2 separate regions of the Homo sapiens genome follow, and region 2 is linked to region 1. A link is an interaction called in ENCODE POLR2A ChIA-PET data of the cell type or tissue named here. Cell type or tissue: A673. All regions are shown on one strand. Links, peaks and the distances in the headings refer to the core of each region. The heading gives the core; the rest is flanking DNA.

Region 1 (10,500 bases), core at 3,927-6,426:
TGATAACATTTTTCATGTACATCCACCCATGTAACCATCCCCAATGTCCCCTCATGCCCCTTCCTAGTTAGTCCACCCTCCCAGCCCCCACCAGTACTTATGATCGTAATTACTAGTGGTCCTAGAACATCTACCTTCTACCCTTTTCCTGTTGCTGGACAATTAGGGCCTTTCCAGTTGTTGATTATTGCAAATGAGATGCGCCTTTTAGCAATGCGTGTGCCCTTAAAGAGCAGCACTGCTCATTCAACAGGGAGGTTTCATCTGCAAATGGGCAGCACAAGTCTGTAGAGACTCAAGACCATAACCATTCATTTGGCCTAATTAGGAGCCAGGCTGAACCTTTTATTGTTTGGGAAAGGGAGAGTTGGAGAGTGGAAGATTTATCTTGGAGCCTTCCTTCTGCTTCAAGGTGTATCTGTGTGAGGAGAGACAATTTATTAGCCTTCATTTTAAAAATATTCCTGGCTGCTTCTTCCTCTGGTGCTTGAGGGGATCTGTGGTTGGCAGAAAGGACAAAGGGAAGTGTTTGGTTGCAACCCAAGAAGGCACAGTAAGAGAAGAAGGGGCTTGTGCAGAAGCCGAGCTGGGCTTATTTGAAAGCCAAGAACTATTGGCTTGTCATTTAGACATGAATCAGAAGGCAAAATGTTTGGGCCTGACTAGAAAGAAGAAGTGCTGAAAGTTGAGAGAGCAGGCATGGGGGGCTGTGTCATGAAAAAGAGGGAGTTGGTGGAGTGGAACTGCAAAGCTTGGAGGAGGCAGCAACGAGGTGGCGGGAAGGTGGGTGGGGGCAAGTGAAAGGGGTGCTGTCTTTGGGTTAATGCCATTAGGGGATCTGGCCCAGACGCAGCAGTAGATTAAGTTTCTGAAAGCACATTCCTGAGCAGAATAGGGGCTGTGTTTTGCTGGTTGGCTGATGTATGAGGGAGGCCAAGTGGTAGACGGGATTACCGAAGGCACGGTCTGCATTTAGAGGAAAGACTGGGCAGCGGCGTGCCGGTGCACACGCATGCACACCCACACACACTCAGCATGGTAGGCTTCCTTTTCCTCTGGCCTCTTCTCCACGCTGTCCCATGTTCATCCTCGCACAAAGCAGTTGCTGTCTGGCCTACCTGGCAAGATGCCACCTCCTGCATCCACCCTTTAGAAGGGTCATGGGGCTATAGGTCATGGGGCTTAGGACCAGGCTTGAGGATTCAGGGGTGGAGGGGAGGCCTCTAGCAGAATAATTTTCTGGTCCAGTGTTGGAAGCTGGAGGGTCCACTTGTACTTCACCCTGACCAGGTGACATCATCTTTTGATTTTCGGTAAAATGGAGCCAGAGGTCAAATCAACTGAAGAGTCTCACCTGCACTCTCTCCCTCCCTCCACCCCAGGTTGTCCTGGCCATGTGGGTAATGGCTGCTGCATGCTCTGTGGAGGTGCCCATCTCGCTGTCCTCTGAAGAGTTTTTTATTTCCTATTTAACCTAAACTTTAAAAAAAAAAGAAAAACTTTCTTGCTGCCAATGCCCTGCTTCAGATCATCTTGTCTAATTCTTGGTTTTTGAAATGCTTTTAACTTTGAACTCCTTCCTTTCACTTCCCTTTCCCTTTTCACAAGCCTCACACCAGGCAGCCAACCGCTCTACACAGCTCAGCTGTTCCCAGTCTGCTCCTGAACCAACAGCAGACCCTGCCAGGGAGCACTCCACTCCTTCTTACTGGACCCTGAGTTCCACCTCAGGCCTGTTCTCAACACAGTATGGCAAGGAGTCACAACCGACTCATCAGAGCTGGCAGTGGAAAAGCTGTTCTCAATCCCTTACCTCTAACAGTCAACCATTAATAATTGTTTATTTTTAACTTTTAAGATTTTTTGATAATTTTATTCTCCCAATTCTCCCATCATCCCTAGGTCCCACTGGTAGCTGGAAATAAAACAGGTGGTAACCAGGTAGCTACCTATAATTCTAAACTTGGGAATTTTAGTCCTCAAGTTAATGTGAAGTCTTAAGCTGCAGCCGGTATAATTGAGAACAGATCGGTCACCGCTCCTTAAGGCCTCCTAGCGCCAAGGCCAGGCATATACTCCTGAATGGTCCTGTCTCTGGCATCAGAGATCAGCAGGCAAGGTGGCTGACAAGAAAGGAAGGAGTCCCCCTCGCCACTCAACCTCATGAATCTCTGACTTTGAGAAAATGTCCAAAGTGACCAGGGGCCCTTTGTTACCATAATTTAATTTAACCCATGAATAAAATGAAGGGCCAAACTGGTATAATGGAAAAAACAAGAAGCTAAAAAAAATTTTTAAATTCTGGGTTTAAGCCTTAGCTCTGCCATTTAAGTGTTCCATGACTTTGAGCAAATCACTTGGTCTTTAGACTGACTGCCACAGCTGTGAAATGAACACAGTAATTACATCACCAGTCTCATGGGTTTTTTGAGGATAAATGGGAGAATGTATAATATTAGTATTTGAGAGCATTTTAGAAATCCCAGGCTTTATTTGTTCGCCCATGTGGTTGTCAAACATTTCTGGAGTGTCTCCTTTCTGGAGGCTCTAAAGCCCGTGTCCAGCCCTGTACTGCCCAGTTCCATTCTGGGAGTGACCCTTAGGAAGACAGTCCAGAGGGTGGCAGAGCTTCCAGTCATAACCAGAACCAATAGAGGGCTGGCTTCTTATAAAGAGAGAACTAACCCATTCCTGTGACTTTCTTAGTTCCTTATATACATGTGCTCTCTAACTCAGATTCCCACCCCAGCCGCCTTCAGGAGCAGCCACGGTGTCATGGTGCATTGTCAGTGTAGCCCGCAGAGCTGCTCACTGATGCTCCTGTGGGTTCACTGCTGCCCACTCAACTGCTGCCGTATACAGACAGCTGTTGTTTTGCACTGACAGGCTGGGCTGACCCTGGCCTTCAGCATGGTGAATCTTACAAACAGAAGCTATGTCTCTTTGCTCAGCTCCCCTAACCGCTAATTCCCATCACACACTTCACTAAGGTCACCTAGGTTCTGACTGTGAACTAGAATAGTCCATAGTCCATTAAGGACCATTGTAGCGATTTCTTTCTTAAAATATTTCTAGCTTCCTTTATCTCTGTATTAGGGTTCTCCAGAGAAGCAGAACCAATAATACATATATGTGTGTGTGTGTGTATATATATATGTATAATATATTTAATTTTGTATATGTATAATTATATATTATACAAAGATTTATTTTAAAGAGTTAGCTCATGCAGGCTGTAGATTCAGGTAAGAATTGATATTGCAGTCTTAGGGTAAAAGCAGGAAACTCAGGCATATTTTCTGTGTTGTGTTCTTCTCTGGAAAACATGTCTTTGCTATTAATACCCTCAATGATCAAATGAGGCCTATCCCCACTAGGGAGGGTAATTATTTTCTCAAAGTAAAAGATTGTCTAGCAAAGTTGACACATGAAATTAACCATCACAGTCCCCTACTGTCCACCTGAAATACACCACCTGCCTGGAGTTCTTTTGGAATATGTCTCTTTGGAGACAATGTGAAGAAATTAGATTCTCCCTAAGTCCAGCTCCCAGAATCATTAATGGCACCTTTAGACGGAGATGTTTCCACGCTGCCAGGACAATGGTTATTCCTTAACCTTTATGGAGCCATGAGCTCCATTCAAACCTCTGGATGCTTTGGATTTCAACCTTGGGTGGAGCTGACCATTGGAAGATGCAGACACAGAGACCCTGTTGCCCCAGCCCCTACCAGAGATGCATTCACTGGTTGCAGAAACAGCTTCATGAAGTCCTCTCACCTTGGCAGAGGCATATTGTTTGGATTCTCTTTGGCCACAGGTGTCTCAGAGCAAAATTGTGGTTTAATTTGGGCTATCTTATTAAGACTATCCTTTCCTAATTTTCCCCTAGTCTTGATTTTTAAATATATATATAAAACCTATGTCTTGATTTTTTCTCAAGATTTTTTTTTCTCAACTCCTCTGTGAAGTGTAGGGGTGGAGAGGATGAGAGAAGAAACAAGCAAGCAAGAACTCAATTAATAAAATAATTTATCTTTCATTTCCAACAGTCATTATAATTTTCTTCCCAGAATATATTTTCTTACTACAATTAACAATCTACCTCTTTAATTTAATTTTGTCCTCAATACCTTACAACTTAATGCATTCTATTTCTAAAGGCTTCTATTAAATAAGGCAAGACCAAAATTCATGAGTCCCACTTGAAAAACAGCAAAGCACTCATTCTCCAGTGCTGACTCCTATATTTGGATGTTTTGGAGGTTGGTGCCCTAAGAATTGGGAACATTTAGAATTTCTAACAGAGCACAGTAAGATCTGGTCCTGGCCATTGAACATCTCTCAGTCTAATGGAGAAGGTGGACTTTGTTAACACATTAGTCATAAAGCAAGCCAGCCCCATGAGTTGCCCGCCAGAAATGTGAACAGATTTTAATGGGAGCTCGGAGGCTAGCAAGGATTCATTTCCATTTCAGGGGATTGCGGAAGACTCAGCAGTTGAGCCTTGAAGAATGTGTACAAGACAACCTTGATTTTTAATTTCTGAGTCCTCACATACCTTTCTCAGACCTTTAAAAACCAAATTCAGCTCTTAACATTGTGTATTCAGACCTAGGCCCAGTTCAGTTTCTCGGATGGCACCGATACTGCCATAGAAAGTTTTATTTCCATAGTGAGATATTTCCATGGTGAGCTCAATCGAATTCTTAATCTAGCCACCAGGTGATTGTCTCTCTCTCTCCATCCTGTTCCCCGCTCACCCCATTTCTTAACTGTTTCTCATCTCTTTTCTCTTTGGGTATGAACATTTTCTGATTAAGAAAGAAACTTAGAGTGTTTTTTCCAGTACTCCCCACTTCCGCCCCCGTCTGGTTCAGTTAGCCAGTGACTCCCTGACAAAACAGGAGGAGCCATTCGCTCCAAATTGGAAAAACATTTATGTGTTGGCTTGGGCATCAGGGAATCCTGTACAAGCTTTTTGCTTTGGGATGAAGGGATGGCAGTGAGAAGGGTTGTAGGGAAAGAAAACACAGGTGGCTTCCTAAGCTGCCCCAGGAGGGGAAGGAGATTTGCAGCTGGGGCAGAGTGTGAGCCTGCTTTGGCTGGGAGAGACAGAGACAGCTCCACACAGGGGAATGGAGTTGGAAAAGGAGAGCCAGCTTGAAATTTAGTTGTTCCATACCATAAGTTATGTGTATTTTACTTTGACACTTGGGCAAGAAAATTATTGAAAGATGGCTGAGATCTAAAAGGTGCCTGAGCAACTTGAGCATCTTAATAGGAAATGAATAAGGAATACCTTATAGCTTTAGGACAAAGTTACATCAACGCTTTCTGTTTTCTACTGGATGCAGGCAGAAATTAATAGCTCACTAGAATTATCCCTGATATTCTGGTGAAATCTTCAAATGGCATTGGCTACACTAGTCCTATTAGCCCTGGTGCAAGTACCCAGACAGATCCGTGGTGTAAGTTCTGCTCAGAGCATCTTGGCAGCAAATGTCTGCCCCAAACAGCCAGGAGTCCCATTCTATATTTATCAGAGGTCACTATTTACCAAACAGACCTCAGGTTCATAGTGCATCTTCTACCAAGGACACCCTTAAGGACTCTTAACCCACTCCACCCTTGTCCTCAATTCATTCTTTGCACTCACAGCCAAATGCTTAAATACAATACTGGGTTCATTTTCTAAGCTAAGAGAAAAGGGAAGGGCTGTGTAGTATGTTGATTCAGTGAGCCAAAACACAGTTTGAGGAGCCTTTTGCACCAGAAGCCAAGGGAAAGATTGATTTGCCGGCTTGAAATCACTGGACTCCTTTAAGGAGCATGGTGCAAGATGCTTTCTTTAGAACAAAAAAGAAAACCAAGAGAGCAAATGAGTCCTTGGTTCCCTCATTTTTTAAAAACAGCTTCACACCTCAGCATCCCCTGTTTCTCGTGTGTGTGTGGAAAAGTTGAGCAATTTCTACTTTGACTTTGTTTTTAGACTTTCAGCCATTTTTGGAGTCTGGTAATAATCTTGAGCTCTATAGAACAGTGAGTCTGTCCTGCAAATAGACGTAGTGTTCACATCCAAATTAAAGGATGATCACTTCATAATGAGAAAAAATGTAAACAAAAGGAAAAAAACTTGCTGAAGTAGAAACAGCATTTATTTTCCTATAGGGAGAATTGTGATTAATAGTGAGGTGCTTACAGCCTTTCCCTCAGGCCCACTTTCCATCGCGCACTTTCTCCTAGCTTTCAGAATGGTGGTCCCTCAGCTGGCAGCATCTTCCTCTCCATCTCCGTCCTCAGAAAGTTCCCACCTCTGTTGGGTTACTAATTCCTTCTCAGTTTTCAAGACTCAGGTATCTTCTCTAGGAATGTTTCTTGACCCCTTCAACTTCCAAGTCTAGAGTAGGTTCTCTTCCCGGCTTCCTTAGTACCTTGGGTTTGCTTCCACAGCCCTTTCTTGCCTCTCTATCTGGAGGGTAGGAACTGTTATTATGCATCTGTGTCCACAGTGCTGTCCACGGGGCCTGGCACACCATAGGCCTTCTGTGAATGTCATGAAAGAGGAAGACTCCCAGATAAAACATGTTTGAGGTCTAGAAGATGAAAAAGGGCATACACAGGGTAAATTAACAATTTCTGAATTTCCTTTTCAAATTCTGATATATTTAAAGTTTTCAAGAAGTATATAAGAAAGGATAAAGCAGGGACTCAGGATACAAAGAGGTTGAAGATACAAATGGATTCAAGAAAGACTTAGAAAAATTGATGAATGTCAGAAGCATAAAACAACATTGGAAAGAAACTGAGATGTTTGGAGGAAATTCTGGAACCTCAGGGAGATGCCAGTGAATTTGGCTCCATGACCTAACACAGGGGTCCCCAACCCCCAGGCAGCAGACCAGTACCGTTCCATGGTGGTGCATGGCCTGTTAGGAACAGGGTCACACAGCAGGAGGTGAGCGGTGGACCAGCAAGCATTACCATCTGAACACCACCTCCTGTCAGATCAGCAGTGGCATTAGATTCTATTAGAATAGAATAGAACAGAACAGAACAGAACAGAACAGAACAGAACAGAACAGAACAGAACAGAAAGAACAGAACAGAACAGAACAGAACAGAACAGGTTTTCACCATTCAATAGAATAGGGTTCACCATTAGAGGGTGAACCCTACTGTGAACTGTGCATGCGAGGGATTTAGGAGGTTGTGCGCCCCTTATGAGAATCTAACTAATGTCTATTGATTTGAGGTGGAACAGTTTTATCCCAAAACCATCCCCCCCAGTCTCCCCACCCATGGTCCATGGAAAAATTGTCTTCCATGAAACCCGTCCCTGATGCCAAAAAGGTTGGGGACCACTGTCCTCACATATACCTCAAGGGGCATTTTGGAGTGGGTGGATGGGATTGGTGCCACCGAGGCTGATGGGAGTATGCAGTTTCCAGGTGTGTGGGAAGAAAAAGCAGGCCCCACTGCCCCGTCTCTCCCACCTGGAGTTCTGTTCATCACAGCCACACCAAAGTGCTCATCCCCATTCTTTCTCTCAGCTCCTCAGCCTCCGCTTTCTCTCCTCCCTCTCTTCTTGCACAGGCTGCCAGCCCTTCCAAAGCCTGTGCCAGGATCCAGCTCTGGCTCTGATGAGTCCAGACCACCAGGACTCACATTAATTTTCCCACTGCTAAGTTTATAGTTTGTATTTGGTTGATCAGAGAAATATGTGTGATGTGGGTTGCTGGCAAGTAAATCTTTTTTTCCTTCTGCTCTTTCTTCAGTATATTTTTTTTCTAACTATTTCATTCCTTCATCTAGTCCAAAAGAAACTCCCCAGTTCTGCTAACCAGCCCTACCTCAGAGCGGCCCTGAAGTCGGGTAGATGAGATGGTCTACAGACCAGACATCTGTGTTCATCTGGCTGCCAGACCCAGTGGAGACATGGCTCCATCCTTGACTTGTCTTTGAGGATTAATCGCATTTCTCGTTCTCTTATGTCTTTTTTAAAAATGAAGTATTTTTAATTGGTTCAAGCCAAGAAATTCCTGAAGCCTCAGGCCAATTCATTGCAAATCATTTAATGACATTGCAAAATAGGTTCTTTTTAGTCTCTCTCCTTCTTCCTCTCCCACTCCTCCCTTCTGGCCTGCTTTCCCCTCCTGCCCACCCCCAGATTTCTCTCTCCTGTCTTGACTTTGATTTTCAGCCCTCATCCCCCAGTCTCTTTCATCTCTTCCCCAATCCCAGCTTTCTTCCACTGCTCAAATCTGGGTGTAAATCCCACCTCAACTGAAAGGAAAAGAAAGAAACAAGATTTAACAACTAATGTGCTTGGCATCTACAAAGGTTTGTTTTTTTTTTTAATTCTTCTTCTTCCTCCCCATGGAAACTGTTTTCTTTAAATAAAAAAGAGCATGCCTTGCTTTCATCAGAAAGTGTGTTTGAGAAATTTCATGTCATGTTTCCATGGTTGTCAGGAGAGAGCTTGGGAGCCAAAATTATTTGTGCAATTGGACAGGCAGAAAAAAATCCCAAAGACAGCAAACATATTTATCCAGTCTCCCTGCCTGCAAAGGGAGGAGCAGTACTCACTCTGCCAACTGTGTTTCTAAGTGTCTCTGTAGATTACAGTGTTGACTTAGGCTGGAGTGCTGGTGGAGGTGGTGAGGACTACGCTGGAGAACACCACGCTTGTGAATTATTGTGTCCTGCCTTGTCTATGTGATTGAAAGCTCCCTGTGGTTAGGAGCTATGTCTTTTCTTCTTTGTATTTTCTGCAGTGCTTGGCATAATAGACAATTCTGCAGCACCTGGCTTGCTAAATGAATGACTCAATGATGACCAGAGGGATGGTATTTTACCAAATGCTGGTTTTGTCCCGCTTTGTGGGCTGCAGGGGGTCTATGTGCCAGGGCTAAAATACTTAGTCACTACCCCAAATGCATGGCTTCTGAGATGCCTGCCCAGCCCACAGTAAACCCCAACCACTCACCAGGTGCCAGGCTTTCTGACCTCATGAGAGCACAATGAGGCTCCAGCCTTCTGTTTCTGTAGTTGTCCCACATCCTCAGCAGAAAACTGCCATGGCGTTTCACTTGCAGATCATTTTATTTCAGAGGAATAACCTTGGGGTCATGCCAAGCTATGGTCCCTCAAGTGACTTGGGGGTTGAGAATTGTGTTGGGACTTTTTGTCCATCAATGAAGCAGTTTGGGACACAGGAGAGCCCCCATATTGTCCAGGGGCAACATAGTGAGGAGTGTCAGGGACCCTTTGTCTTCTCAGACTCTACAGCCAAGTCTGTCTGATAGCCATGAGCCAGAAGCTCAACCAGAGAAAACTCTTAGTGACTTTACTTCTCCTGCACCTCGGGTGTCTCTCAAAAAGGGACTGAGGTGCAGGGAAGGACCAAAGGATCAGCATGCCACTGAGTAGTGCTCCAGTAGAGCAGAATCCTTTGTGCCTTGTAGCATTAGCCACAGATGCAGCAAGCTGCCACAGGGACAAGTTGAGGCTTGGAGGTTGTGACAGTTGGGGAATAGAATTATCCATCAGTCCAGAAACCTGCCAGTGGCCCTGAGGCTGCTAAGTCATCCTGGCAGCATTGCCACATGAGCCCCATGCGGTGCCCCGTGACCTAATGGATCCCATCCAGACCTCTGTAGAGGAATGCAGGCTTGTCCTGTGATCCCCAGGAACAGGCAGGAGGGTAGGACAGGACTGTGCATGAGAAGTACCTGCAGGGGTAAAAGGCCAAAGTTTCTTTAAGCATTCAGCAGAGCTCATGGATATGGGGATATTGGTAACTCCATGAAGCATCCAGCGGATGGTGGCGTCTTACTTCTCTTCTTACTTCAAACAGAATCGAACTTCAATTTGCAGCTTAAAGGAGAATGCAGGAGAAGATTGAATGAATAACTCCCTTGGAAGTGATTGATAGGTTTATGGATTACACCTGGGGCATTTAACTGAGACCCAACACATCCTGTAGTTGGACACGTAAAGTCCATGAAAATTGGGGGATAAGCTTACAATTAATATTTGACAATTTGTGTTATGAGAATGCATGAACATACACCAAATACTGTAATTTAATTCATAGCTCTGCCAAGCCTTTTATTAATAAAGGAAAGATAGAGACTAGAAGGTGGTGAGAAAGAAATTCAAGAGACATTCAAGATAAAATGTGCCAATTTGCGGTTTCACATGTGATCTGCTGATGGCAGCCACATCTATGTACCTTTGACAGTCTAATTTGCTTTCTGTTTTTCCCATAGCCAAAAGGGTCTGTGCCTGATGTGCCCTTTGAATGTGAAGAGAACACAGAGTACATCACATGATGTGTGTCTGAACACATCCCTGTAGCCTCTGTGTTCAGACAGCCTACAGAAGTGATGTATCAGAGTGTACGTATTCCCTTTGGAAACTGAGCTCCCAGAAGGAAGGAACTGGGCCGGGTTCTATATGGAGCCTAAAATATCATGGGCTTTCTCAGAAATCACA
Region 2 (7,258 bases), core at 222-2,721, 150 kb after region 1:
ACATGAGGTCAGGAGTTCGAGACCAGCCTGACCAACACGGAGAAACCCAACTCTACTAAAAATACAAAATTAGCCAAGCGTTGTGGTGGGTGCCTGTAGTCCCAGCTACTCAGGAGGCTGAGGCAGGAGAATCGCTTGAACCCAGGAGGCGGAGGTTGCAGTGAGCTGAGATCATGCCATTGCACTCCAGCCTGGGCAACAAAAGCGAAACTCCATTTCAAAAAAAAAAAAAAAAAAAGCCCTTATTTTATCTATGCTGTTTGCAGAAATAAAATCCCACATATCTAATTAGAAAAGGTGCATTACTAGTTAGCTTTTAAAATAACATATTTTTAAATAATTCTAATGTTAACCAAAACAGCAAAAAAAAAAAAAAAAAAAAAAAGTCTCCAGCTCTTAGATCCTCTTAGAAAAATACTCCTGTGATATCTACTGGCACCTCTATTGGTTACCCAACCTACTTGATGTGGCCTGATCCCGATGTAGTAAGCTGCTCTTCCTTATCAGGATTGAAAGTAACCTTAAAAACTTCCTGAGAAAAAGCTTTTGTCCTTAGTATGGGTTGTTCTTCTTTCCAGTTCCAGATAGTCAGTGTGTAGTCAGGGTTACTACCAACAGAGGCCAGCAAGTTACCGCTGTAGTTAAAGTCCACATAAGCATATCCCTTCTCAGTCCCATCTGGAAGGATAAATGGAAGCCTAATAAATAAGGACACATTTATTTCATTTTCAAAAACATATTGTAAAAAAAAGAGAGGGAGTCAGCCCATGGTGATGTAAGAATGCCAAGAATACCCTAAAGGAACAATTCCAAAAACATTCTCCATCTTTGGCTTTAGAATGAATTATGTTATATGAAAGGGGAGGGTAAAGAAGTCTTAATCACATATTGCATGAGAAAAACACTTTGAGAACATATTCCATTTTATGACTTGGGGAGAAACACAAACGCATATTAGATAGCAGTGTCAGAAACATTAAAACCAGAGTGACTCCATCTGGAATAGGAGCTGGGTAAAATGAGGCTGAGACCTACTGGGCTGCATTCCCAGGAGGTTGGGCTTTCTAACTCACCAGATCAGATAGGTGGTTGGCACAAGATACAGGTCAAAAGACCCAACTGATAAAACAGGATGTGGTAAATATGCTGGCCAAAACCCACCAGAATCAAGATGGTGATGAAAGCGACCTCTGGTCGTCCTCACTACTCATTATATGCTAATTATAATGCATTAATATGTTAAGGATACTCCCACCAGCACCATGACAGTTTATAAATACCATGGCCACATCAGTAAGTTACCTTATATGGCCTAAAAAGGGAGGAACCCTAAGTTCCAGGAATTGCCCACCCGTTTCCTGTCCGGAAACCTCATGAATAATCGACTCCTTGTTTAGCATATAATCAAGAATAACTATGAGTATTCTCAGCCAAGCAGCCCAAGCCACTGCTCTGCCTATGGAGTAGCCATTCTTTTATTCCTTTACTTTCTTAATAAACTTGTTTTCTTTTTTTTTTATTATACTTTAAGTTCTAGGGTACATGTGCACAACGTGCAGGTTTGTTACATATGTATACATGTGTCATGTTGGTGTGCTTCACCCATTAACTCAACATTTACATTAGGTATATCTCCTAATGCTATCCCTACCCCCTCTCCCACCCCACGACAGGCCCCGGTGTGTGATGTTCCCCTTCCTGTGTCCAAGTGTTCTCATTGGTCAATTCCCACCTATGAGTGAGAACATGCAGTGTTTGGTTTTTTGTCCTTGCAATAGTTTGCTCAGAATGATGGTTTCCAGCTTCACCCATGTCCCTGCAAAGGACATGAACTCATCCTTTTTTATGGCTGCATAGTATTCCATGGTTATATGTGCCACATTTTCTTAATCCCGTCTATCATTGATGGACATTTGGGTTGGTTCCAGGTCTTTGCTATTGTGAATAGTGCCACAATGAACATACATGTGCATGTGTCTTTATAGTAGCATGATTTATAATCCTTTGGGTATATACCCAGTAATGGGATGGCTGGGTCAAATGGTATTTCTAGTTGTAGATCCTTGAGGAATCACCACACTGTCTTCCACAATGGTTGAACTAATTTACACTCCCACCAGTAGTGTAAAAGCATTCCTATTTCTCCACATCCTCTCCAGCATCTGTTGTTTCCTGACTTTTTAATGATCACCATTCTAACTGGTGTGAGATGGTATCTCATTGTGGTTTTGATTTGCATTTCTCTGATGGCCAGTGATGATGAGCATTTTTTCATTTTGTCTGTTGGCTACATAAATGTCTTCTTTTGAGAAGTGTCTGTTCATATCCTTCACCCACTTTTTGATGGGGTTGTTTTTTTCTTGTAAATTTGTTTGAGTTCTTTGGAGATTCTGGATATTAGCCCTTTGTCAGATGAGTAGATTGCAAAAATTTTCTCCCATTCTGTAAGTTGCCTGTTCACTCTGATGGTAGTTTCTTTTGCTGTGCAGAAGCTCTTTAGTTTAATTAGATCCCATTTGTCAATTTTGGCTTTTGTTGCCATTGCTTTTGGTGTTTTACACATGAAGTCCTTGCCCATGCCTATTTCCTGAATGGTGTTGCCTAGGTTCTCTTCTAGGGTTTTTATGGTTTTAGGTCTAACAATTAAGTCTTTAATCCATCTTGAATTAATTTTTGTATAAGGTGTAAGGAAGGGATCCAGTTTCAGCTTTCTACATATGGCTAGCCAGTTTTCCCAGCACCATTTATTAAATAGGGAATCCTTTCCCCATTTCTTGTTTTTGTCAGGTTTGTCAAAGATCAGATGGTTGTAGATGTGTGGTATTATTTCTGAGGGCTCTGTTCTGCTCCATTGGTCTATATATCTGTTTTAGTACCAGTACCATGCTGTTTTGGTTACTGTAGCCTTGTAGTATAGTTTGAAGTTAGGTAGCATGATACCTCCAGCTTTGTTCTTTTGGCTTAGGATTGTCTTGGCAATGTGGCCTTTTGGTTCCATATGAACTTTAAGGTAGTTTTTTCCAATTCTATGAAGAAAGTCATTGGTAGCTTGATGGGGATGGCATTGAATCTATAAATTACCTTGGGCAGTATGGCCATGTTCATGATATTGATTCTTCCTATCCATGAGCATGGAATGTTCTTCCATTTGTTTGTGTCCTCTTTTAATTCATTGAGCAGTGGTTTGTAGTTCTCCTTGGAGAGGTCCTTCACATCCCTTGTAAGTTGGATTCCTAGGTATTTTATTCTCTTTGAAGCAATTGTGAATGGGAGTTCACTCATGATTTGGCTCTCTGTCTGTTATTGGTGTATAAGAATGCTTGTGATTTTTGCACACTGATTTTGTATCCTGAGACTTTGCTGAAGTTGCTTATCAGCTTAAGCTATTCATGACAAACCCACAGCCAATATCATATTGAATGGGCAAAAACTGGAAGCATTCCCTTTGAAAACTGGCACAAGACAGGGATGCCCTCTCTCACCACTCCTATTCAACACAGTGTTGGAAGTTCTGGCCGGGCAATCAGGCAAGAGAAAGAAATAAAAGGAATTCAATTAGGAAAAGAGGAACTCAAATTGTCCCTGTTTGCAGATGACATGGTTGTATATTAGAAAACCCCATCGTCTCAGCTTAATAAACTTGTTTTCATTTTACTCTATGGATTCACCTCAAATTATTTCTTGCACAAGGTCTAAGAACCCTCTCTTGGGGTCTGGATCGGGACCCCTTTTCCATGACAATTCCATTAAATATATCTCTTTTATTTCTTCTAAAAAAAAAAAGATACATGTGCAGAACGTGCAAGTTTGTTACATAGGTATATGTGTGCCATGGTGGTCTGCTGCACCTATTGACCTGTCCTCTAAGTTCCTTCCCCTCACCCCCACCCCCCAACAGGCCCTGGTGTGTGTTGTTCCCCTCTCTGTGTCCATGTGTTCTCAATCTTCAACTCCCATTTATGAGTCAGAACACACAGCATTTGGTTTTCTGTTCCTGTGTTAGTTTGCTGAGGATGATGGCTTCCAGCTTCATCCATGTCCCTGCAGAGGACATGATCTCATTCCTTTTTATGGCTACATAGTATTCCATGATGTATATGTACCACATTTTCTTCATCCAGTCTATCATTGATGGGCACTTGGGTTGGTTCCACGTCTTTGCTATTGTAAATAGTGTTGTAATAAACATACGTGTGCATGTCTCTTTACAGCAGAATGATTTATATTCCTTTGGGTATATAACCAGTAATGGTATTGCTGGGTCAAATGGCATTTCTGGTTGTAGATCCTTGAGGAATCGCCATACTGTCTTCAACAATGGTTGAATTAATTTACATTCCCACCAAAAGTGTAAAAGCATTCCTATTTCTCCAGAGCCTCGCCAGCATCTACTGTTTCCTGACTTTTTAATAATTGCCATTCTGACTGGCATGAGATGGTATCTCATTGTAGTTTTGATTTGCATTTCTCTGATGATCAGTGATGTTGAGCTTTTTTTCATATGCTTGTTGGCTGCATAGATGTATTCTTTTGAGAAGTATCTGTTCATATCCTTTGCCCACTTTTTGATGGAATTTTTTTTTCTTGTAAACATGTTTAAGTTCCTTGTAAATTCTGGATATTAGACCTTTGTCAGATGGGTAGATTGCAAAAATTTTCTCCCTCTCTGTAGGTTGCTTGTTCACTCTAATGATAGTTTATTTTGCTGTGCAGAAGCTCTTTAGTTTAATTAACTCTCTTTTGTCAATTTTGGCTTTTGTTGCAATTGCTTTTGGCTTTTTTGTCATGAAGTCTTTGCCCATGCCTATGTCCTGAATGGTATTGCCTAGGTTTTCTTCTAGGGTTTTTATGGTTTTGGATTTTACATTTAAGTCTTTAATCCATCTTGAGTTAATTTTTGTATAAGGTGTAAGGAAGAGGTCCAGTCTCAGTTTCCTGCATTTGACTAGCCACTTTTCCCAGCACCACTTACTGAATAGGAAATCCTTTCCCCGTTGCTTGTTTTTGTCAGGTTTGCCAAAGATCAGATGTGTGGTGTTATTTCTGAGGTCTCTGTTCTGCTCCATTGGTCTATATGTCTGTTTTGGTACCAGTACCATGCTGTTTTGTTTACTGTAGCCTTGTAGTATAGTTTGAAGTCAGGTAGTGTGATGCCTCCAGCTTTGTTCTTTTTGCTTAGGACTGTCTTGACTGTATGGGGTCTTCTTTGATTCCACGTGAAACTTAAAATCACTTTTTCTAATTCTGTGAAGAATGCTAATGGTAGTTTGATGGGAATAGCATTGAATCTATAAATTACTTTGGGCAGTATGGCCATTTTCACAACATTGATTCTTTCTATCCATGAGCATGAATGTTTTTCCGTTTGTTTGTGTCCTCTCTTACTTCCTTGAGCAGTGGTTTGTAGTTCTCCTTGAAGAGGTCCTTCACATCCCTTGTTAGTTGTATTCCTAGGTATTTTATTCTCTTTGTAGTGATTGTGAATGGAAGTTCATTCATGATTTGGCTCTCTGCTTGTCTATTGTTGATGTATAGGAATGCTTGTGATTTTTGCACATTGATTTTGTATCCTGAGACTTTGCTGAAGTTGCTTATCAGCTTAAGGAGATTTTGGGCTGAGATGATGGGGTTTTCTAAATATAAAGTCATGTCATCTGCAAACAGTGACAACTTGACTTCCTCTCTTCCTATTTGAATACGCTTCATTTCTTTCTCTTGCCTGATTTCCCTGTCCAGAACTTCCAATACTATGTTGAATAGGAGTGGTGAGAGAGGGCATCCTTGTCTTGTACCAGTTTTCAAAGAGAATGCTTCCAACTTTTGCCCATTCAATATGATATTGGCTGTGGGTTTGTCATAAATAGCACTTATTATTTTAAGATATATTCCATCAATACCTAGTTTATTGAGAGTTTTTGAAATGAAGGGATGTTAAATTTTGTTGAAGGCCTTTTCTGCATCTATTGAGATAATCATGTGGTTTTTGTCTTTGGTTCTGTTTATGTGATGGATTACGTTTATTGATCTGTGTATGTTGAACCAGCCTTGCATACCAGGGATGAAGGCGGCGTGATCATGGTGGATACGTTTTTCGATGTGCTGCTGGATTTGGTTTGCCAGTATTTTATTGAAGATTTTTGCATCGATGTTCATCAGGGATATTGGCCTGAGGTTTTCTTTTTTTTGTTATGTCTCTTTCCGGTTTTGGTATCAGGATGATGCTGGCTTCGTAAAATGAGTTAGGAAGGAGTCTCTCCTTTTCAAATGTCTGGAATAGTTTCAGAAGGAATGGTACCAGCTCCTCTTTGTATTTCTAGTAGAATTCTGCTGTGAATCTATCTGGTCCTGGAGTTTTTTTTGGTTGGTAGGCTATTAATTACTGCCTCAATTTCAGAGCATGTTATTGGTCTATTCAGGGATTCAACTTCTTTCTGGTTTAGCCTTGGTAGGGTGTATGCATCCAGGAATTTATCCATTTCTTCTAGATTTTCTAGTTTATTTGCATAGAGGTATCTATGGTATTCTCTGATGGTAGTCTGTATTTCTGTGGGTTCAGTGGTGATTTACCCTTTATTACTTTTTATTGCATCTATTTGATTCTTCTCTTCCTTCTTCCTTATTAGTCTAGCTAGTGGTGTACCTATGTTGTTAATTTTTTCAAAAAAACAGCTCCTGGATTCATTGATTTTTTTGGAGGGTTTTTCTGTCTCTATCTCCTTCTGTTCTTCTCTGATCTTAGTTATTTCTTATCTTCTGCTACCTTTTGGATTCATTTGCTCTTGCCTCTCTAGTTCATTTAATTGTGATGTTAGGGTGTCAATCTGAGATCTTTCTGGCTTTTTGATGTGGGTATTTAGTGCTATAAAATTCCCTCTTAACACTGCTTTAGCTGTGTCCTAGAGATTCTGGTATATCCTCTCTTTGTTCTCATTGGTTTCAAAGAACTTCTTGATTTCTGCCTTAATTTCATTATTTACACAGGAGTCATTCAGGAGCAGGTTGTTCAATTTCCATGAAGTTGTGTGGTTTTTAGTGAGTTTCTTAATCCTGAGTTCTAATTTGATTGCACTGTGGTCTGAGAGACTGTTATGATTTCAACTCTTATGCATTTGCTGAGGAGTGTTTTACTTCCAATTATGTGGTCGATTTTAGTATAAGTATCATGTGGCACTGAGAAGAATGTATATTCTGTAGATTTGGAGTAGGGGAGAGCTCTGTAGAGGTCTATCAGGTCCACTTGATCCAGAGTTGAGTTCAA

The links. ChIA-PET counts read pairs that join two places held together with the same protein. Peaks named below come from ENCODE experiments on the same cell type or tissue, not always from the same donor. Only the 100,000 strongest peaks of a DNase experiment are listed, where the experiment ranks them.
Region 2: POLR2A ChIA-PET joins it to region 1 with 6 read pairs; 2 of 35 experiments call an interaction of 5 or more read pairs at or near these places.

Annotation. Positions count from the first base shown.
Region 1 is chr3:113,253,625-113,264,124 of GRCh38, forward strand. All of the region lies in intron 4 of BOC (BOC cell adhesion associated, oncogene regulated), which reads left to right. LOC124909409 (a long non-coding RNA gene) reads right to left here. Exons shown (of 2, transcript XR_007096006.1): 2 at 6,141-9,879. Among named protein-coding and RNA genes, the nearest start is that of BOC, 47 kb to the left of the region's middle. In A673, for the core only: no CTCF peak of the experiment used is centred there; no DNase peak of the experiment used is centred there; H3K27me3 peaks cover 49 bases.
Region 2 is chr3:113,408,645-113,415,902 of GRCh38, forward strand. CFAP44 (cilia and flagella associated protein 44) reads right to left here. Exons shown (of 35, transcript NM_001164496.2): 7 at 462-678. The region is part of intron 25 of SPICE1-CFAP44 (SPICE1-CFAP44 readthrough (NMD candidate)); the gene reads right to left. All of the region lies in intron 1 of CFAP44-AS1 (CFAP44 antisense RNA 1), which reads left to right. Among named protein-coding and RNA genes, the nearest start is that of CFAP44-AS1, 8.3 kb to the left of the region's middle. In A673, for the core only: CTCF peaks have their summits at 1,188 and 1,387; a DNase peak (open chromatin) is centred at 1,327; H3K27ac peaks cover 922 bases.